Regions from separate parts of the Homo sapiens genome. Here region 2 is linked to region 1. Evidence: chromatin contacts called from ENCODE Hi-C data. All regions are on one chromosome and are shown on one strand. The core of a region is the stretch at or near the end of the contact, and the rest is flanking DNA. Distances in the headings are between cores, read along the strand shown. Region 1 holds the start of DIP2A (disco interacting protein 2 homolog A). Region 2 holds the start of COL6A2 (collagen type VI alpha 2 chain).

Region 1 (6,385 bases), core at 557-3,056:
TGGGCCATGATCCAGCAACTGCACTCCAGCCTGGGCAACAGAGTGAGACACTGTCTACGAAAAAAAGGTTTAAGGCAGTTTGGGGAGTCAAAACCTTTGAAGGCATCTACCCAGGTATCTCCAACCCATGTATGACGGGCTTTTCTTTTCTTTCTTTTTTTTTTTTAAAAGACAGAGTCTCACTCCTGTTGCCCAGGCTGGAGTGCAGTCACAGCTCACTACAGCCCTGACTTCCAGGGCTCAGGTGATCCACCCACCTTAGCCTCCCAAGCAGCTGGGACCACAGCCGTGGCCACCATGCCCGGCTAATTTTTTGTGTTTTCAGTAGAGATGGGGTTTTGTCATGTTGCCCAAGCTGGTCTTGAACTCCTGAACTCAAGCAATCTTCCCGCCTTGGCCTCCCAAAGTGCTGGGATTACAGGTGTGAGCCACTGTGCCCAGCCTCATCTTTTCTTAGCAGGGATCCAAACTTAGTGGAAGAGTATTGCCTTGTTTGGGTGTTTTGCTATTTTTGGAGTTCAGTCAAACAGGGATGTTAATTCCTGGGCCTGGTTCTTGTCTTTGACCTGCTGCAGTAAATGAAGCTTCTCTATATGTAACGGGACAGATTCACTGGCTTACAACTGTTTGTTGCTTGCCTTCAGCTGACCACTATTCTTAAGAGTCTCGGTTGGCACTAAGCAATAGCTATCCAATCCCCCTTTCCTTCCTTTTATCTACTACGTTCACCATATATGAAATGTCTGATACTTCACCCACTCGTGGATTCCATTTCACTAGTTCACCCTCCTACTTCACCACTGGTGAGTGATGCAGCCTCGAATCCCATCTTCTCACCAGCTTTAATGCTGCAGAATGGTTTCTCCAGAAGCAGACGCTGCGACTGAGTTTGGGGTACGAGGATGTTGACATGGTATCAACACCCGTGAAAGGAAGGGGAAGGAAGCAGGACTGGGCGGAGGAAGAAGGGTATGTAAGTCCCGCAAAGCTTTGGCCAACCTCGTGTGGAGCTCTGGAACGAGAACTGCTGAAGTTCGCCAGACTCGGGCACTCCTGCCTAACTCAGTAACAGGCGGGCGGCATCGGGACACGGACACGCTGCTCAGGCCCCGCCACAGCCACCCTCGCACCGTCAGACACACTCCCACACATTCGGGGAGCAGGGCCTTCAGGACGCCGGCGGCGCCCTCTCAGTCTAGCTCCGCCAGGCCCCTCGTCCGTCCTCCCGCCCTCCAAGGTCACCTCGCGGTCCGACATGGCTGCTGGGGCTCCTTCGGGGCCAACGATGTGTACTTCTAGGGCTGTTTTTTAAAGCAAAGGAGTGAACACAGGTAAAGGCACGAGAAAGGTGCCTCGACGCCACCACGGACTGCGCAGCGTTCGCGATCAGCACAGCCCGAAAGGGAAGACAGCGGTCAACGCGGACGCGCCATGGCGCGGGGACCAAGGAGGAGCCCCGAGAGGGGCGGGGCTGGCCGGAGGGCCGCGCGCGGGGCCACCAGCGGCGCCTAGGGGTCAGCGCCAACGCCCACGGGTTGGTCATCCCCACTTAGGCGCCTCGGGCCGCAACTAAGCAGCCTGCCCGCCTCAAGCCCGCCACCCTCAAGCAGGCCCAGCGCAGAGCCTGTCGGGAGCGGCGCTCTCCCGCCTCTCCCAATGGGAGCCCGGAGCGGCATCGACGCGTCTTCGGGGCCAATGGAAGCGAGGCTCTGGTGTTGCTGGGCGGGGCCGGGAGGGCTGCGCGGGCCCGAGACCCACTGCGCACGCGCGCTCGCTACCCGCCCTTCCCGCCGCGCACGCGCTCCCGTGTAGGGCCGGCCGGGCGCTCAGGAGCGCGCGGGGCAGCGGCGGCGCGGCGGAGCCATCCGCGCTCGTGCCCGCGCGGGTGCGTTGCTGTCCTGGCCGCGCCCCTGTCCCGCCGCCTCCCGCTCCTCGCCTGGCGGATGTAGGTTGTTGGCCTGAGGGGAGCTACGTAGCCGAGGTTTGCGCTGCCGCCGCCAGGCCCGGTCCGGTTCCAGCCTCTGCCCGGACGCTAGCCGGCCTGGCCATGGCTGACCGCGGGTGCCCGCTGGAGGCGGCGCCGCTGCCTGCCGAGGTGCGGGAGAGCCTGGCTGAGCTGGAGCTGGAGCTGTCGGAAGGTGAGCCGGACCCCGCCCTCAACCCCCGCGACCCGCCCTCAGCCCGGTCCCCCGCGCAGCCCCTCACTCCGGGACCCCCGCGCGGCCCCTCACTCCAGGACCCCCGCCCTTCACCCCCGGGACCCCCACGCGGCCTCGCCCCTGGGACCTCTGCCCCTCAACGGGACCCCGGTTCCTCTACCCTGGAACCCGCCCCTCGCCCCGGAGACACCGTTCCTCAACCCTAGGACCCCGCCCCTCATGTGGGACCCCAGCACGACCCCTCGCCCCGAGACCCCGGCCCCTTACCCCCGGGAACTCCCGCCCCTCACCCCCGGGACCTCCTGCCCCTCACCCCCGGAACCCCGCGCGGCCCCTCACCCCGGGGACCCCGCCCTTCACCCTGGGAGCCCCGCGCTGCCCCTCCGGACTCCCGACCCTCAGCCCCGGGACACCCGCGCGGCCCCTCAAACCAGGGACCACTGCCCCGCCTCTCATACAAGGACCCCTCCCCCATACAAGGACTCCTCCCCCCAGGCCCTTCACACCTGGGACCCTTACTCCTCACCCCGGGACGCCTGCCAAACTTCTGGAGACCTTTCCCTATCCCCAGCTGCTCCCCCAATGGGATCCGACCCCAAGGACTGGCTTTGACTAGGTCGTTTGGACAGGTGTGAGAATCTTGAGAGGAATGACCACTTTTGCCCCAAGCTGTGAGCCCCGCTTTTCTCAAGGCTGTAGGTCTGGGCTTGGTCTGGGCTTCACCAGGATGACTGCGCCCGTTGTCCGCAGGCAGCTACTTCCCTTGGAGCTGGGAGCCCTTGCCGCGCGCCTCATACTCTAGGAGCTGCACCCTGTGCCTCATTTTATTATCTATAAAGTGGGGTTATACCAGCACTTTCCATTTTGGATTGTTATGAGGCTAAAATACCTTAATATATGCAAAGCACATAACACTTAGGAGTTGTTAGCCCCCTCATGGAATTTTTTAAAGTAAAAAAAAAAAGTCGTATAAATGGTTGGTTGATAAAAATAGACTGGAGTAATCTGGCTTCAGAGGTGGTGGGTGGCATTTCCCATTTGGATGTTATCCCTTTCAAGGCCTGTGTCCTGATATTCCTTTTGGCTGTCTTTGGGAAAGAGTTAAGTTCTTCTCCAGTGTCAGAAAGGACTTGCAGTCCTTGAAGAAAAGCATGTAATTGATTCTTACTCTGTTTTTGAGATCTAAATGCATTTTCAGCTTTTAGAATCCATTTTTTAAATAATCTTATTATCCTTAATTTAAGTTTCAGATTGATAAGATTTTGCTGGGTCTGGGGTAGTTATTTCTCAAAACATCTAAATAATATGCACTAGCATACAGTAAGTCATTTAATCCTTGCCAACCTTAGGGAGGTAGATGCTGTTGTGATCTTGTTTTACATATAATACAACATGTACTTGCAACTATTTTGAATTCAGCATTCAGATTTTTAACAATGTTGTGACATGTGGCACATTTTTTTTTTTTGAGACGGAGTCTTGCTCTGTTGCCCAGGCTGGAGTGCAATGGCGTGATCTCGGCTCACTGCAACCTCTGCCTCCCAGGTAGAAATGATTCTTCTGCCTCAGCCTCCCGAGTAGCTGGGATTACAGGGGCTTGCCACCACGCCCAGCTAATTTTCGTATTTTTAGTAGAGGCAAGGTATCACCATGTTGACCAGGCTGGTCTCAAACTCCTGACCTCAGGTGGTCCGCCTGCCTCGGCCTCCCAAAGTGCTGGGATTACAGGCATGAGCCACCGTGCCTGGCTTGTGGCACATTTTTAAAAATGGAAGTACAGGCTGAGTACACAGTGGCTCATGCTTGTAATCCCAACACTTTGGGAGGCCACGTTGGCTTGGAGACGGGAGTTCAGAACAGCTTGGGTAACATAGCAAGACTCTGTCTCTACAGTATTAAAAAAAATTAGCTGGGCATGGTGGTGTGCACCTGTAGTCCCAGCTACTTGGGAGGCTGAGGCAGGAGGATCACCTGAGCACTGGAGCACTCCAGCCTGGGCAACAGAGCGAGAACCTGTCTCTTCTCACCAAAAAAAAAAAAAAAAAAAAAAGGAAAGAAATGGATGGATTTGAGAATTCTTGGTGATTAGATGCTCCTAGGCAGTCTGACAAACTTAAATTAGGAATGGGTTTGACAGGATCTACTGTACTGCATTTGTTAAGGCTCTTTAGGGAAAATCACATATACGCAGTTTAGATTCTGTGCATTTCAAACATATTTTTGCGTATTGCTCCTAATTTCTGCTCCAATGTATTCATTATTCCCTCAATTTTTTGTGTTGTAGTTGTGTTTGAGTGCTTGCTAGGCATTGACAATTGAATCCTTTCCTCAAAGAACTTTATAATTTGTGCGACAGAACACAAGTACTTAAATGAAAGAAATGTTTCCTATCTGTTGGATCCATTTATGCTATTGTCATCTTAGAGATATGTAGGGGATGTATAGGTAAGTAAAGGTATAAGATTATGTAACATGGAGAGGAACCTCGAAAAATAGCTTAAGCTGAGAAAGGGGGTAAACAAAAAAAGTATTGAGCCCAGAAATGGTGGCTTAGGCCTGTTATGTTTGCATTTTGGGAGGCCCAGGCAGGAGGATCACTTGAGCCCAGGAGTTTGAGACCAGCCTAGGCAACATAGGGAGACCCTGCCTCTTCCAAAAAAAAAAAAAAATTGGCTGGGCATGGTGGTGTGTGCCTGTAGTCCCAGCTACTTGAGGGGCCGAGGTGGGAGGATCACCTGACGAGGTTGTGAGCCTTTATAGTGTCACTGCATTCCAGCCTGGGAGACAGAGTGGGACCTTGTCTCAAAAAAAAGTGTTAAAGGGAAGACAGCAGAGAACAGAGTAGTAGAGTGGCAGCCAAGGAGGTGGAAGCTCTGGCTTCTTGGCTTCTTTCCCTGCTCCTAGACTGGCCTGACACTTTTCTTTTGGCCAAAATAGGTCAGTGATTACTTAGGCACAGTCACACGTGGACCTGCTTCCAGGGCGCTTCCACAGGTTAATGCTGGCTTATGTAGTTTATGTGGTGGTTGTTGTTGACGTGGGCTCTCCCTGTTGGATTTGGAGATGCTTACTGGTAAGGACTTTGTTTTAGGCAGATTTTTGGCTTCTTCACACAGTGGTGGGCATCTGGTAAAGTGTCTGTGAATCTCCTGTGGATTACAATGTCTCTAAACGTGGGTTTAGTTAGCTGTAAAAGGGGGTGAATACCAGCTTTATTGACATTCCAGGTTTATTGTCAAGATTCAGTCACATAGTGTGTGTGAAAATGCTTCGAAACTGGTAAGGTGTTTTATTTATATAATTAAAGGGAGATATTAGTAATGAGTTATAGTCCTAAAACAACCAACATTAGTGTTTCATTGTTATAATTTTTATATATTGTCAAAATAGTGTAACTTTTTTATAGCATTCACATTTATCTAAGTGAGAAATTGCCTAAAACTTAAGAGTTGTCACTGTGCTTGGTAGGTTGGAAGAAGAAGCTTAACAGTGACAAAGATGCTGTCTTCAACAGAAACTGGTAATGAGTGATACCTGAATAATCTAGAAAATCCTGCATGCCTTCCCCTCAGCCTGTTGAAAGTATCCTCTGCCTTTCTTCATACCTCACACCTGGCCTTATTCTCCAGCATCCTCACTGCATTCTCATCATCAACCATAGTGATTGGCGTTGGCCCTGAGGGAAGGTTCTGGTAGAATGCTATGATTTATTTCCATAGGGCAAGTTTGCTGAATTTCTGTTATAGATTCCCAAGAGGGAAATAAGGCATAGCTGTGTTCTTGCTCCTTAACTTTTCTGGCTGTTTTGCCCTCTTGACTTAGGAGTCTGCTTCAGATTAAGATGAAGATGAAGAGTAGAAGTACATGGAACCCCACTCTTCTTAGACCCCCTGCCCCCCAATCATGAACACATACAGAAGAATTCATATGTGTGGTTCCTGAAAACCTATCAGGATGTTCATTGATGGAAGTGAGATCATTAGAGGTATAACCTTGATATTTAAAAAAGAATTAATTCCCAAACCTTTGTGCTTTGCCTGTTGCTGTAACAAATTACCTTGGACACACCTCACAGCTGATTTTGGCACACCAGTGCTGTACGTGTCTTGGAGCTATTGCTGCTGAACTGCTTTAAAAACATGGACAGTGGTATTTTGTTCTTTGTTTTAATAGACTACAGTGGGTTAGAGAGGAAATTCCTACACAATAGGCTACCTTTATCCCAT
Region 2 (6,680 bases), core at 478-2,977, 360 kb before region 1:
TCACTCTTGGTGAAAACATTTAACAATTGGGGCCCTAACTTTGTGCCAAAGATTACCCATATCCCCACATCAACCAGAATGGTGTCCTCGGTGTTGGCCGGGAAACGGCCACCGCACCAGCTGAGTCTCAGGCCCCTCCTGCACCACTTGTGTTAATTGGGGTCTTCCAAGAGGCAGGTGCCATGGAAGCTCTGACGTGACTGGAGATTTATCAGTGCAATGTCTGTGAAGGATGCTGGGGGGGTGGCCAAAGAGGACGGAAGCCTCAGACCACAGGTGAGACCCCTGTGAAGGAGATACGGGGAGCCTTGGCCAGCACGTGCCCCTAGACAGTGCTGGCCAGGCCGAGGGAGAACTTCTGGAGCCAAGGTAACCCCTAAAGGATTCTGGTCTTGTGAGGAGGGGCCTGGCTTCCCCCTGGGAGCTGCTGGCTTGGAAGCAGGAGGCATTGCCCAGGTGAGAGTTCGGCATGGACCCAGGGGAGTGGCACACGGTGCCCGCCGTCAGCTGTGCTCAGGAGCAGCAGGCAGGAGCCCTGGACTCATGGCTACCATGTGGCTGCCACACTCAGGCACACTTAGGCACATACACTCACACTCAGGCACACTTAGACACACACATTCACACTCAACCTCAGACGCAGACACACACCACACACTCACAGATGCACACAGTCTCAGACACAGACACACACCACACACAGATACACACACCACAGACTCAAACTCAGTCTCAGACACAGACACACACCACACACTCAGATGCACACACCACACACACTCAGTCTCAGACACACACACACACCACATTTGCAAACCTGCTCATCAGAAGAGGGACCTCGCCCCCAGCCGCTCCGCCACCTTCCAGGACAGCTCTGAAGGGAGCCCTGTCCCGGAGCCCAGGGACCTCTCCCCAACCCGGCTGCGCCTCACCTCAAGGAGGAACCCCGGCCCTGGCTGGGGGACTGTGACCAGGGTGGGGAGTGGGGACCCCAGACAGAGCCCTACCAGGGACCCCTGTCACTCTGTCCCCGGCTGGGCTCAGGTGGGGACCTCACGGTGGTCCCAGGGCCCAGCACCAAGCCCACCTGTGGTTTCCAGCGGGAAAGGGGTGGCAGGGGTGGCTCGCCGCATGCCCAGGCTCTGCCCCAACCTCCGCGCCCAGGCTCTGCTGTCCCTGCCCTCCCGGCTCCCCACCCTCAGGCCCCAGGAGCGGCAGTTTCTGCAGGAGCTCCTGACCCGGGGCCTCTCGCGGGAGGCCTGAGCAAGCCGGACACAGGACACGGGGTAGGGGAGGGGTCGGGGGGCTGATGGGGGGAACCCTGCACCCCCCAGGGCAGCTGCTACCAAGGGGCGAGTCCCAGGGCCCCCGTCGGCCCTGCGTGCGGGGCGCGGTCCCCAACACCCAGGGCCCCGGAGGCGGACACAGCCCCAGCCAGGTCGTCCGGGAAATGGGGCGGGGGCGACGGGCGGCCGGGCCCGGGACGCGAAGTCCGAGCAGCAGCGGGCAGGGGCTGGCGGGGGAGCTCGGCCCGGGCTGCAGGGGGGTCCCCACCCTCTCCACCTCCTCCAGCCTCCCGCCCTCGAGGGTCCCCGCTTCCCTCCCATCCCCCTCCCGTGCCCCCGGCCCCCTCCTCCCATCCGCGGGGCCGCAGCGCTTCCTGGCGGCGGGGCGGGTCAGGCCGGCGGGGCGGGGTATAAAGGGGGCGGCGCCGGCCGCGGTTCCCTCCCTGCTGCTTACTCGGCGCCCGCGCCTCGGGCCGTCGGGAGCGGAGCCTCCTCGGGACCAGGTGAGCGCCTCCCGGACCCCGCACCCTGGAAGCCGCTCGGCCCGCGGGGGGTGACCCCGAGTCCTGGGAAGGCGGCGGCGGCGGCTCCGTCCCTCGGGTCCCCGGGAAGGGGGACTCCAGCCCCAGGGACGGCGGGGGGCTCGGCGGGTTCGGGGCTCCTCCTCGCGGGGCTGGGGCCGCGCCTGCCCCTGTGGCTCCGCGTCTCTGGGTCCGACCCTCGGGCGCGCGACTTGGGGCCACCTCCCCGCGGCCTCCTCTGGGGCGGAGCCGGCCTGGGCGGGGTGGGGGGGTCCCTGTCTGCGCCCGAGCTCGGTGCTGGGACCCCCGCTCCCGAGACGACCCCGGCACCGCACGCCCCGCCAGGCCCCGCGTCTGCGAGCGGTTCGGGTCCGGCTCCGGCCCGCGGGGAAGACGCCCCGGCTGGCTGGGACCTCCGGGGGCGCAGGGCCTCTCCCCGGGCCGGACGGAAGGGGCGGCGGGGCGGGGGGAGGAGGGGCTTTCGGTGCCCGAGGGCGGGACTGGGCGGGGAGGGGACGCGGGTGGCCCCGACGCCCCATCGCTGCGCCCCTCCCGGCCTGGAGCCCACCAGGGCCCCGCCAGGCCCAGGAGAAGCTGCAGACGGAGGCGGCTCCCCAGGGCGGCGGGACCCGGGCTGACAGCGACCCGCAGCCCCTGCCGGGCCGCCCACACCCGCCCTGGGACTCCGCCGGGGCGCTGGTGGAACCGCTGGGCCTGGGTCTCCACTGCTGGCAACCGAACGGATCGGCCCTCTGTGGAGCCGCAGGTGTGCGGGCGAGCGGCGCCCATCCGGGCTGTGCCAGCAGAACCCCGGTGCCCGCGCCTAGGACGCCCCTGGAGAAGGGACCTTCCCTTTGGGGTCGGAACCCAGAAAGGAGGGGCCTGCGATCCGCGGAGCTCCTTGTTCTTGGGATAACACAGCTCTGGCTTGGAGGCCCCCTTGCACTTCGACTCTGGTGATTATTTCAAGAAAGGCCAGACCGGGCACGGTGGCTCACGCCTGTAATCCCAACACTTGGGGAGGCCGAGGCGGGCAGATCACCTGAGGTCAGGAGTTCGAGACCAGCCTGGCCAACAGGGTGAAACCCCGTCTCTACTAAAAATACAAAAAAAAATTAGCCGGGCGTGGTGGCAGGCACCTGTAATCCCAGCTAATCGGGAGGCTGAGGCAGGAGAAAATCACTTGAACCTGGGAGGCGGAGGCTGCAGTGAGCTGAGATCGCGCCACTGCACTCCAGCCTGGGTGAGGGAGCGAGACTGTCTCAAAAAAAAAAAAAAAAAAAAAAAAAAAGGAAAGAAAGGCCCGGTGAGATGCTTTCTCTTAAACACGGCCCTGCACGTTGAGTTGCTGCCTCCTGTGGCCTATTTCACGTTTATGCAAAGTCGGGCGCCTGATGCGGGGCTCACCCGCCACAAGCAGGGGTCCTGGTGCTGCTCATGGAAGGGGCCCTACCCAGCCCGCGGGGCACTGGCTGGGACGGGGCTGCCCAGGTCCGCCCAGGATCCAAACACCCAGCCCCGCCCAGCGGCCCTTCCTGGCCTGCAGTGGAGGCTGTAATGGGCAGGGGTGGTGGGAATCCCAGCTCACAGGGCGCCTGCTCTTAGAAGGGCGGCATCTGGGTCCAGAGGTCAGAAACGTCAGATGCCCATCCCAGAAGTGGCGGGGAACCTGTCTCCACAATGGATAGCAGCACTGTCTTTTTTTTTTTTTTTTTTTTTTTCTCATTTCATAGATAAGGAATGATGCCTTGTTGGGGGGTTTGTTCTGCATGTCTTTGGTTTTTGTGCAGTACAAGGCTATTTGGGCTGTTTGATCACTGACCGTGTGTAGTGATGTGCATTGCCTGGTTGTGATGTCCCCATGTTCCTAATGGATGTTCGCTTTTTGGGTTTTTTTGGTTTTTTGTTTGTTTGTTTGTTTTTTGAGACAGGGTCTTGCTCTGTCACCCAGGCTGGAGTGTGGTGGTGCTATCACTGCTCACTGCAATCTGCACATCCCTGGCTCAAGCGAGCCTCCACCTCAGCCTCCGAGTAGCGGGGACTACAGGCATGCACCACTGTGCCCAGCTAATTTTCTTTTAAGAGACGGGGTCTCACTATGTTGCCCAGGCCATGGATGTGTTTGTTTGTTTGTTTGTTTGGGGTGTTTGGGGGGTTTTTTCTTTTTTTATTGATTTGAAAAAGCTTTATTTTCCCGAATTTTTTATTGTGGTATACAATATAAAATGTACTGTCTTAACCATTTTTAAGTGTGCAGCTAGTTCAGCGACAGTAAGTACATTCATAGTGTTGTGTAGCCATCACCAAGGTCCATCTCCGGAACTCTTTTCCTCTTGTCAAACTGAAGCCCATGGAGCACCAACTCGCATCACCCCTTCCCTCCCCTGGCAGCCACCATCCTACTTTATGTTTCCAGGAATTTGGCCATTTAGGTGACTCATATGAGTGAAATCGTATGAAATGTCTCCTTTTGTGACTGGCTTATTTCACGTGGCTTAATGTCCTCCAGATTGATCCACACTGTAACGTATGTCAGCATTCCCTTCCTTTGTAAGGCTGAGCAGTATTCCACTGCATGCATGCCCTGCATTTTGTTTACCCATTCGTCTGTTGCTGGACACTTGTGTTGCTTCCACGTTTGAGCTACTGTGAATGATGTGGCCATGAACACACCACACAGATACCTCTTGGAGATCCCACTTTCACTTCTTTTGAGTATGTTCCCAGAAGTGGAAATGTGGATCATTTGATTTTTTCATTTTTTTGAGAATTAATTGCCTCACTGTTTCCCACGGTGGCTGCACCATTTTGCTTTCCTGCCAACAGTGCACAAGGGTCCAGTTTCTCCACATCTGCACCAACAGGTGTCATTTTCCGGGTTCGCTTGGTTTTTTTTAAATGTTAACCATCCTAATGGGTGTGAGGTGGTATCTCACTGTGGTTTTGACTTGCATTTCCCTCATGATTAGTGACGTTGAGCATCTTTTCATGTGCTTGTTGGCCATTTATATATCTCTTGGGAGAAATATCTGTTTAAGTCCTTGACCTATTTTTGAATCAAGTTGATTGTTTTTTGTTGTTGAATTTTAGGAGTTCTCTGTATATTCTGGATATTAATCCCTTATTAGATACACAGTTTACAGATATTTTCTCTCATTCTCTGGGTTCTTTTTACTCTGTTAATGATGTCCTTTCACTAGATAGATGCAAAAAATGTTTTTAAATTTTGGTGTAATCTGATTTATCTATTTTTTCTTATTGTCATACCCAAGAAATCATTGCTCAGTCCCATGTCACGAAGGTGTTACCTTATGTTTTCTTCTAAGGGTTTTAAAGTTTTAGGTCTTAAAACGTAAAGATCCATTTTGAGTTAATTTTTGTATATGGTATTAGGTAAGGGTCTAACTTCATTCTTTTGCATGTGGATATCTAGTTGTCTCTGCACCGTTTGTTGAAAAGACTGTCTTTATCGAATGGTCTTGACGGCTTGATTGAAAGTCATATATGCAAGGGTTTCTTTCTGGACTCTCTGTTTTATTCTGTTGGTCTGTATGTCTGTCTTTATGCCAGTGCCACACTGTTGATGACTGCAGCTTTGTAGTAAGTTTTGAAATTAGGACATGTGAGTCCCCCAGCTTTGTTCTTATCTTTCACGATTTTTTTTTTTTTTTTTTTTTTTTTTTTGGCTATTCGAGGTCCCTTGAGATTCCATCTAAATTTTAGGATTTATTCACTATTTCTGAAAAAAAAAACAATCACTGGGATTTTTATAGGGATTACATTAAACCTCTAGATCAATTTGGGTGGTATTGACATCTTAATATAGTAAGTCTTCCAATCTATGAACATGAATGTCTTTTTTTAAATGTCCTCTTCAATTTCTTTCAGAAATGTTTTGTAGTTCTCATTGTACAGGTCTTTCACCTCCTAAGTCAATTTTTAAGTATTTTATTATTTTTGATACTATAGTAAATAGAATTGTTTTCTTAATTTCCTTTGGATTGTTCATTGTTAGTGAATAGAAATACAAGTGATTTTTATGTGTTTACTATGTATTCTGCTATTTTGCTGAATTTGTTTATTAGTTGTAACAGTTTTTGTGGAATTTTTAGGGTTTTCTACATACAAGATCATATCATCAGTGATCAGAGATAATTTACTTATTTCTTTCCAATTTGAATGCCTTTAATTTCTTTTTCTTGCCCAATTGCTCTGGCCAGAACTTCCAGTACAGTGTTAAATAGAAGTAGTGAAAGCAGGCATCCTTCCTTTATTTCTGACCTTAGAGGAAAAGCTTTCAGTCTTTCACCACTGAGTATGATGTTCACTGTGGCTTTTTCGTATAATATGGCTTTTATTATGTTAAGGTTGTTTCCTTCTATTCCTAATTTGTTGAGTGTTTTTATCATGAAAGGGTATTGAATTTTGTCATATGGTTTCTCTGCATCAACTGCAATGATCATGTGTGAGTTTTTTTTCCTCCTTCATTCTGTTAATGTGTATTACATTGATTGATTTTTTTTTTTTTGTATGTTGAACTATCCTTGCACTCCAGAAATAAATCCTACTTGGTCAATTCATTAAATTCCATTTAATTGCATCAAATTATACCAAATTTAGTTTACTATTAATAGTATTTTGTTTAGGATTTTTGCATCAATGTTCATAAGGAAGACTGGATTGTAGTTTTCTTTTCTTGCAATATCTTTGTCTGGTATTGGTATCAGAGTAATGCTGGCCTCATAAGAATGAGTTAAATAGTGTTCCCTTCTCTTCAAGTTTTTTGAAAATTTTGGGAGGGTTTGGTGTTAGTTCTTTATGTGTTTGGTAGAATTCACCAGTGCAGCCATCAGGTCCAGAGGTTGTTTGTCAG

The links. Hi-C counts contacts between places; a loop is a spot of excess contacts on that map. Pooled maps may share reads with other maps.
Region 2: a loop to region 1 is called in a pooled map, with 7 times the contacts of the local background. The contact joins the promoter of COL6A2 here to the promoter of DIP2A in region 1. A Hi-C loop is called at or near these places in 4 of 50 pooled maps.

The regions. Positions count from the first base shown.
Region 1 is chr21:46,457,085-46,463,469 of GRCh38, forward strand. DIP2A (disco interacting protein 2 homolog A) reads left to right here and starts at 1,807. Exons shown (of 38, transcript NM_015151.4): 1 at 1,807-2,138. The coding sequence starts at 2,048. LOC124905046 (a long non-coding RNA gene) reads right to left here and starts at 1,629. Exons shown (of 2, transcript XR_007067915.1): 1 at 1,243-1,629. DIP2A-IT1 (DIP2A intronic transcript 1) reads left to right here and starts at 5,387. Exons shown (of 4, transcript NR_046400.1): 1 at 5,387-5,438; 2 at 5,628-5,679; 3 at 5,982-6,144. RefSeq lists enhancers at 1,021-1,160, 2,931-3,000 and silencers at 1,401-1,950, 2,141-2,210.
Region 2 is chr21:46,096,385-46,103,064 of GRCh38, forward strand. It overlaps COL6A2 (collagen type VI alpha 2 chain), which reads left to right and starts at 1,728. Exons shown (of 28, transcript NM_001849.4): 1 at 1,728-1,789. It overlaps COL6A2-DT (COL6A2 divergent transcript), which reads right to left and starts at 1,261. Exons shown (of 2, transcript NR_186433.1): 1 at 1,088-1,261. RefSeq lists an enhancer at 1,551-1,845.